2 separate regions of the Homo sapiens genome follow, and region 1 is linked to region 2. Evidence: read pairs that join two places in POLR2A ChIA-PET (ENCODE). Cell type or tissue: CD4-positive, alpha-beta T cell. All regions are shown on one strand.

Region 1 (4,000 bases), 95 kb after region 2:
AGAAAATCTGGATTCCTGAAACTTGTCCCTGAAAAAAAGGGCATAACTGATCTTTCCTTAATTTATGCTTTCAGTTTCACTGTGATCATCGTCCCTTTGAAAAGTCTGGTTTCCTTTGCTCACAACCTCACCTTAAATATTAAACCCAATTTGTAAGGTAAATCTGCAGGAAAAATATATATACCATATCATCTATGTCAAGAGTCTGGTGCAGAGTGGGCACTCAATAAATAACCCGCTGTCATGACTATTTTTATCATTATTGATATCTTCTAATATGAATAACTACCACCACTTATTAAGACTTTGCTCTATGTTAAGAAATGAACTAAATGCTCTGCATACATTTTCTCATTTAATCCTAGCAATATTCCTCTGAAACAAAGTATCTATCATTATTATCACCATTTTATAGGCGAGTAAACTAAGGCACAGAAAAGTTAACCATCTTTCCAAGGTCACATAGTGAATATGTGACACAGCTGGTATTAAACCCCAGGCAGTCTGGTTTTCAAGGCTGATCTCAGATTATTTGTACTATTTCTTTGGGGTCAGCTCACGTCACTGGTTGATTTTATTTCTCAATTAGATCATGACAAAATTTTATTCTGGAAACCCTGATAATCTTATTATTCTTATCCTTATTAAATCACATACATTCAATTAAGTCTATCCTGGTGTATTTTTTTCTCTTAAAAATTCACAAGGATATTTAAGAAATTAGCCACTCATTGCTGACGGCAGCAATTTACAGACCACCTCTCCCAAGCCCAGGACTATTCCATTGCCTGGTGCCCTTTGCTGCCATAGCCCAAGTTGTTTCCATCTGCCTGATGGAGACCAGGCTTCTCTATGTCCCTGAATAAGTACAATTGTATGAGGCACCTGATCCAGCAACTTACTAGTGTCCAGGGGCAAAGCTGTATTCTTTGTTAACTAACTTATTGATTCTAAAATCAGAAGTGCAAATATGTTTTCTGGCAGCATTTGGAAAGTGGGATTACACATTTCATTTTTGATTGCAGATAGAACTCCCTGCAGATATCGATGATTCTTTTTTATTGTAACTTGACCACCTATTTCAAATCCACTTAGAAATTTTTATTATGTTGCCCGAGCACAGTGGCTCATGCCTGTAATCCCAGCACTTTGGGAGGCTGAGGCGAACAGATCACTTGAAGTTAGGAGTTCGAGACCAGCCTGGCCAACATGGTGAAACCCCGTCTCTACTAAAAATACAAAGCCAGGCATGGTGGCACATGCCTGTAATCCCAGCTACTTGGGAGGCTGAGGCAGGAGAATTGTTTGAACCTGGGAGGTTGAGTTTGCAGTGAGCTGAGACTGTGCCATTGCACTCCAGCCTGGGTGACAGAGCGAGACTCCGTCTCAAAAAAAAAAAAAAAAAAAAAGAATTTTATCAATACAGTTGATTCTACCTGTATACTCCTGCCCTGGCCCATTCCCCAGCCTCACTTTTTATTACTTCTTTTATTTCTGTACTTTTTTTTTTTTCAATAAGAGTGGAAAGACCTGAAATGTTTTGTGACTTAAAAAAAATAGTTCTAGTTCTCTCCACAAATTTTGAAATAATAAGCATGATTGCCATGGCAGACAACCCTACCCACCTAAACCTTTGCTTCCCGTACACTTAAATATAGGCTACAATTATTACTTCTCTATTTAGAGATTATTGTGGTTTCAGTTTTCATTGTGTCCTTGTGGGGTTTGCCTCTTTGGGTTGCCATTATAAATGTCTCTTTTATTCCCCCATGTGGTCACTTTCTTAAATACCTTGTTTAGCACATCTTAAATGGAGTGTGGTTTGACTGTGGTATCTGCCAACCTTAGGGATATTCTACTACTTTTGTTCCCTTCCAATTATAGAAAACATGTGATAATAATTTCGCTTTTGTGAACTGTCGGGGAAGGGAAGAGATCATACATATCTTAAACACCTATTATGTGTCAAGCGTTTTGCCAATATTTTCCCAATTTAACATTCCTGTTAGATGATTGTCATTACATCTGTATTATGCATGAGAAAACTGAAACTCAGAGAGGTACTAAATGGTGAAGACAAGATTTGAATCAGGTCTTCTGGGCATGTGATCGTGAAAAGGCATGAGATGTGTGGACAAGTTCAGCCTCATGAGGATCAGGCAGTCTCTTTCCTAGATATCTGGTTCTTCTGCTTTTCTCCCTACCCCTAATCTACTCCTAACTGAAATAAGGGGTTTCAAGTGGAAATGCTAATACTTATCCTATTCACTTCACAGGAGGTGTTATGGGATTTGGTGAGGCAATACTTTAAATTTCAGAGAACAGATACTATAGTCGTCAAAGGCATTATTTATGCTATTTTCTGATAGGCAGTGAGTTGACATTTTCTTCTGTATTACTATTGTTTGTGGAGGCTGGCAAAGCTGAACACCTCTAATTCAGACATCATCCCAAACCTCAGGCCACCCTGTTCTCTCATTTTCATTTACCAAATCTGCTTACACAGACTCCAACTTGTGTATTTTCCCCTCTCCTACTCCTTTAAGTCCTCTCACCAACAGGAGACAAAGACAGCACTCTGGGGATGAAGGCCCAGAAACTAGACTCCTAGCACACAAACTTAATAATAAGCTCATGAAACTTTTAATAGTATTTAAAATAGTATTAAAATTTGTATCAATAAATATAAAAATAGATTAATTCATCAGAGAGTTCCAAGGTGTACCCAGCAAGGAAATAACTTTTAAATATAGAGTGATAGGGTCAAGCACAGTGACTCATGCTTGTTATCACAGCACTGTGGGAGGCTGAGGCAGGAGGATTGCTTGAGCCTAGGAGTTGGAGGTTATAGTGAGCTATGATTGCACCACTGCACTCCAGCCTGGGCAACAGAGGGAGACCCTGTCTATAAGTCAAGAAATAAATACAGAATGATGGTTACAACTTTGGGAGCATTTCACAAATGGAAAAACTTGTGTATAATAAGTGGCTCTAGGGCCGGGCACAGTAATTCCAGCACTTTGGGGGGCCAAGGTGGGTGGATCACTTGAGGTCAGGAGTTTGAGACCAGCCTGGCCAACACTGCGAAACCCCATCTCTACTAAAAATACAAAAAAAAAAAAATTAGGTGGGCGTGGTGGCACATACTTGTAAGCCCAGCTACTTGGGACTGAGGCAGGAGGATCACTCAAACCCAGGAGGTGGAGGTTGCAGTGAGCTGAGATGGTGCCACTGTACTCTAGCCTGGGTGACAGCAAGACTCCATCTCAACAACAACAACAAAAAAAAGTTGGGGGGGGCACCTAACAATGTCCATTCCTGACTTATTTATTTGGTCAAAGGATGTGAATATTTTTAAATGATTATTCTTCTCCAGCTTCTCCCTTTGCCTCTGCTATTAGGTTGGTTTCCTTCAACAGCCTGACGATTGGTCATGGCAAAGAGAAACTGTGCGTGTTAGCATTCTGAGAGTGGTTTGGAGATTTACTCCCACTAAGTTGATAAACTTCCTCCTTCTTAACGGTTTTCTAGACTCTAATCCTAATCATTGCCTTCTTTCCAAATTCTCCACGAGTGTTGCTCAGGAAGCACAAGTAGCTGTAAACCACAGAGGCTGGTTCTTACCAACTGTTGGATTCAACCTGTAGCAAACTGGACAGAGCACAGCCTGTCCTTTCAAGAGCCCAGAGCAACTCCTAAGTGAAGAAAGAGAACTCAACTTGTATTGTGTAAATTTTACCCAGAACAGTCTCAGGAAGTATCACAGCTTCCTGATTGCAAACCTAGATAAAGTCTAAGGCCACAGCTGCTAAGGACAAAAGCCACCAACCCCCCAAAATGAAGAAAATGACATCCAAAGTCTGTATTTGAGAGAAAGTCCTATTAGATACGTGAGGGTGTAAAAGACAATTCAGATGAAGGAACTGGTTTTGTGTCTCAAGCAAACAAAGGTCACCTTTGGAAATAATAGAGAACAAGGGAGATCTGAGAGTTCTGACTG
Region 2 (4,000 bases):
TGATTGTAGAAGAGAAAGAGTGAGAACAGGGAAATTCATCAGGAGTCTGTTACAATGGTCCAGATAAGATCAAACATGGCTTAGAAGGATGGAAGAAGTGGAAATGTAATGCGGCTGTGTTAGAAGTATGTTTATCTCATAACAAAAAACATTCATTGGCTCCAGAGAGTTTTGGCTTGAGTAATTGAGTGAATGATTGGTTGGTGCCATTGACCAGCATAGAGAAAGGTAAACAAGAGCTCTATTTTTATGCTAAGATTTGTAGTAAGGTTGAGATTCCTTACTGCAAATGAAGATATCAGATAGGCAGTGGATATGAGTCTGAAATTCTGAAGAGAGGTCAGGGCTAAAAATAATTGTAGCCATCACTGGCATGTGAATGGCGTTCATATATAAAGAGAAGGGTGTCCAGGAGCAAGTTCTGAAGTTCTCCCAACCTTTAGGGTCAAGAGAGCCAGGAGAGGACCAAAACCACCAGGGAGATAGGCGGGAAACTGGAGAGTATGAAGACACAGGAGTCCCAGAAGGAGGAAGGGATCATTTCAGCGTAGTTATTTAAATCAGATTTTAAACTTCCCTGATCCTTTTGAAGAATAAACTTATTAAGACAGATTTTTTGGCCAGGCACGGAGGCCCATGCCTATAATCCCAGCACTTTGGGAGGCTGAAGCAGGTGGATCACTTGAGGTCAGGAGTTTGAGACTAGCCTGGCCAACATGGAGAAACCCTGTCTCTACAAATAAATAAATAAATAAATACAAAAATTGGCTGGGCGTGGTGGTGCGCGCCTGTAGTCCCAGCTACTTGGGAAGCTGAGGTGGGAGGATTGCTTGAGCCTGGGAACCAGAGGTTGCAGTGAGCAGAGATCACACCACTGCACCCCAGCCTGGGCGACACAGTGAGATCCTGTCTCAAGAAAAAAAAAAAAAGTTTTCTTCGGAATTTTTTATGATTTGTCAGAGAACAATGGATGATTTAAGAAAGAACTTGAAAGGAGAAATGTTCTATCTCTAAATACTACTGACTGAAACACCCTTCCTGAAGAAATTAGAGAAACAGCCCTTCATGGTGGCTCATGCCTGTTATCCCAGCACTCTGAGAGGCTGCGGCAGGCAGATCATCTAAGGTCAGGAGTTTGAGACTAGCCTGGCCAACATGGCTAAACCCCGTCTCTACTAAAAATAAATAAATAAATAATACAAAAATTAGCAGGACATGGTGGTGCGTGCCTGTAACCCCAGCTACTCAGGAAGCTGAAGCACGAGAATGGCTTAAACCTGGGAGGCGGAGGTTGCAGTGAGCCAAGATCTCACCACTGCACTCCAGCCTGGGCCACAGAGACTCCGTCTCAAAAAAACAAAAAAAGAAAAAGAAAAAAGAGAAATGTAAGCTATTTCAAGATAAAGCTGGAAAAAAAAAAGAACTATTTTGGTATGCTATAAACAAAATAAAACTCAGGTAGATAAAACCAACTTACTTTGTAGGAATAATCATTGTATTGGTTTCTACTACCCAGAAGGTCTTCTGTCATCCTGTCTTTTTTGTTGGGAAGGCAATTTTTCTAAGTTAAATTATGTGTCACAGGAAGCTTTTTTTAAGTAGGTGATTAGGAATTTGAGTAAATAAAAAGAAATCTAAATAAAGCCTTTACTGAAGTTTGACTTAGAAAATGTTTATATAGACAGGAATGGTAGTGTGGGCCTTGTAGTTCTGGTTACTTGGGAGACTGAGGCAGGAGGCTTGCTCTGAACCCAGGAGTTTGAGGTTGCAGTGAGCTAAGATCATGCCACTGCACTCCAGCCTAGGTGACAGTGAGACCCTAACTCTAAAAAAAAAATAAAAGGGTAAGAAAAAAATTATGTGAATATTCCTTAAGTTTTTAAATTCTGATATCTGTTTATATAAACCTGAGCTATGGATTTAAATATATATCAAAAAGTATTTTTAATGTCCTAGATATTCTTAATGTAGTTTTTAATACATGTACTCATTTTGTTACTAAACTGGAATTTTTGAAATAAGGAACTTTAACAATCAGATGACAATACATTAAGTCCTCACTTAACATTGTCAGTAGGTTCTTGGAAACTGAGACTTCAGAGTGAAAGACATATAACATGTCCATGAATAATGTCGTTTTGTTTATGATGATGAGGGGAAAAGTTTGGTTTCTTTATATGTCATCTTACTTAAAATGACAGTTTCCAAGAACCTATGGAAAACTTTAAGTGAGAACTTACTATATGTCCTCTTATATTTCTTTGGATTTTTTTTTCCTTATGCTTGTATTTTTCTATTTAAAGCAGTGGCTCACGCCTGTAATCCCAACACTTTGGGAAGCCGAGGCGGGTGAATCACAAGGTCAGGAGTTTGAGCCCAGGCTGGCCAACATGGTGAAACCCCGTCTCTACTAAAAATACAAAAATTAGCCAGGCATGGTGGTGTGCACCTGTAATCTCAGCTACTGGGGAGGCTGTGGCAGGAGAATCGCTTGAACCCAGGAGGCGGAGGTTGCAGTGAGCCAAGATCACACCACTGCACTCCAGGCTGGGGGACAGAACAAGACTTCATCTCAGAAAAAAAAAAAAAAGAAAGAAAGAAAAAAGTGGTTAATAAGATCTTTTTAAGGCTCATTCAGCATTGCTCTTCATCTAGGGATTAAAACTAAAATACTAAAGGTAGAAAAGAACTTAGTCATCTGGTTCTGTAGTTGTTGGCAGCTATTTTTTTTCTTTATTTCATACTGAATGATACTGTTTTTTGGTTTATTTAACTTCATGCTTATTCCTTTTTTTTTTTTTTTTTTTGAGACGAGTTTCACTCTGTCACCCAGGTTGGATTGCAGTGGCACAGTCTCGGCTCACTGCAACCTCCACCTCCTGGGTTCGAGTGATTCTCCTGCCTCAGCCTCCTAAGTAGCTGGGACTACAGGCACATGCCGCCACACCTGGTTAATTTTTTGTATCTTAGCAGACACAGGGTTTCACCGTGTTGCCCAGGCTGGTCTTGAACTCCTGAGCTCAGGCAGTCTGTGCCCCTCGGCCTCCCAAAGTGCTAGGATTACAAGCATGAGCCACCACGCCCGGCCATGCTTATTCTTATTTCTATTTCTACCAGTCTTTATTTCCTTTTAGGTAACACAAAGTTCCAAGTATGTTACCTAGTTTACAGAGTGGTACTCAAGAAGAGAATTAACATTCTTACTGTAAAACTTCATTGATAACAATAGTCTACTTCTAGAAACAGAAATAAGAATTAAAAACAGTGCTATCTATTTGTACTGGTGAGTGAATTTTAACTTTTAAGAAAATTTTAATGTTTAAGAAGAACTTCAGTGTATGGAGTTACAAGCTATCCTGAATATTTTTATAATAGAAAGTATTAGTTTTCCCAGTGTGGCAGCTTCTTAATAAAAGAAATTATTCCCTTAAATTTGTTCTTTCTCTAATTAGAGCAGTGTAAAGTACCATGCAGAAGTTTCAGGATCTCATACAACCAAGTAAATAGGGTTTTTATCCCCCTACCCAGAAGGTCCCATGTAGATAATGAAAGATTGTATTTGCCATTCTGTGAAAATTGCTTTAAGCCCATCAAATGCATACACTGCTTTTTAATCTTACAGCCTCCACTTATATTTTAAAAACCCATTCTTTTCTTTCTTTCTTTCTTTTTTCTGGAGACAAGGTCTTGCTCTGTGGCCCAGCTGGAGTGCAGTGGTGCCATCACCACTCACTGCAGCCTCAACCTGCTGGGCTCAAGTGATCCTCCGACCTCAGCCTCCTGAGTAGCTGGGACTACAGGTGTGCGAGACTGCACCTGGGTTGGTTGGTTTGTTTTTGTTTTTGTTTTTGTAGAGACAGGGTCTCACTGTGTTGCCAAGGCTGGTCTGGAACTCCTGGGCTCAAGGGATCTCCCTGTCTTGGCCTCTGAAAGTGCTGGGATTACAGGCATCAACTACTGTGCCCAGCAAAAACTCATTCTTAATGACTTCTTTAAATGA

The links. ChIA-PET counts read pairs that join two places held together with the same protein. Peaks named below come from ENCODE experiments on the same cell type or tissue, not always from the same donor. Only the 100,000 strongest peaks of a DNase experiment are listed, where the experiment ranks them.
Region 1: POLR2A ChIA-PET joins it to region 2 with 5 read pairs; 4 of 35 experiments call an interaction of 5 or more read pairs at or near these places.

Annotation. Positions count from the first base shown.
Region 1 is chr1:92,459,688-92,463,687 of GRCh38, reverse strand. No RefSeq gene overlaps it. Among named protein-coding and RNA genes, the nearest start is that of GFI1, 25 kb to the left of the region's middle. In CD4-positive, alpha-beta T cell, a CTCF peak has its summit at 2,613; a DNase peak (open chromatin) is centred at 1,747; H3K4me3 peaks cover 273 bases.
Region 2 is chr1:92,554,656-92,558,655 of GRCh38, reverse strand. The region is part of intron 19 of EVI5 (ecotropic viral integration site 5); the gene reads left to right. Among named protein-coding and RNA genes, the nearest start is that of GFI1, 70 kb to the right of the region's middle. In CD4-positive, alpha-beta T cell, no CTCF peak of the experiment used is centred here; no DNase peak of the experiment used is centred here.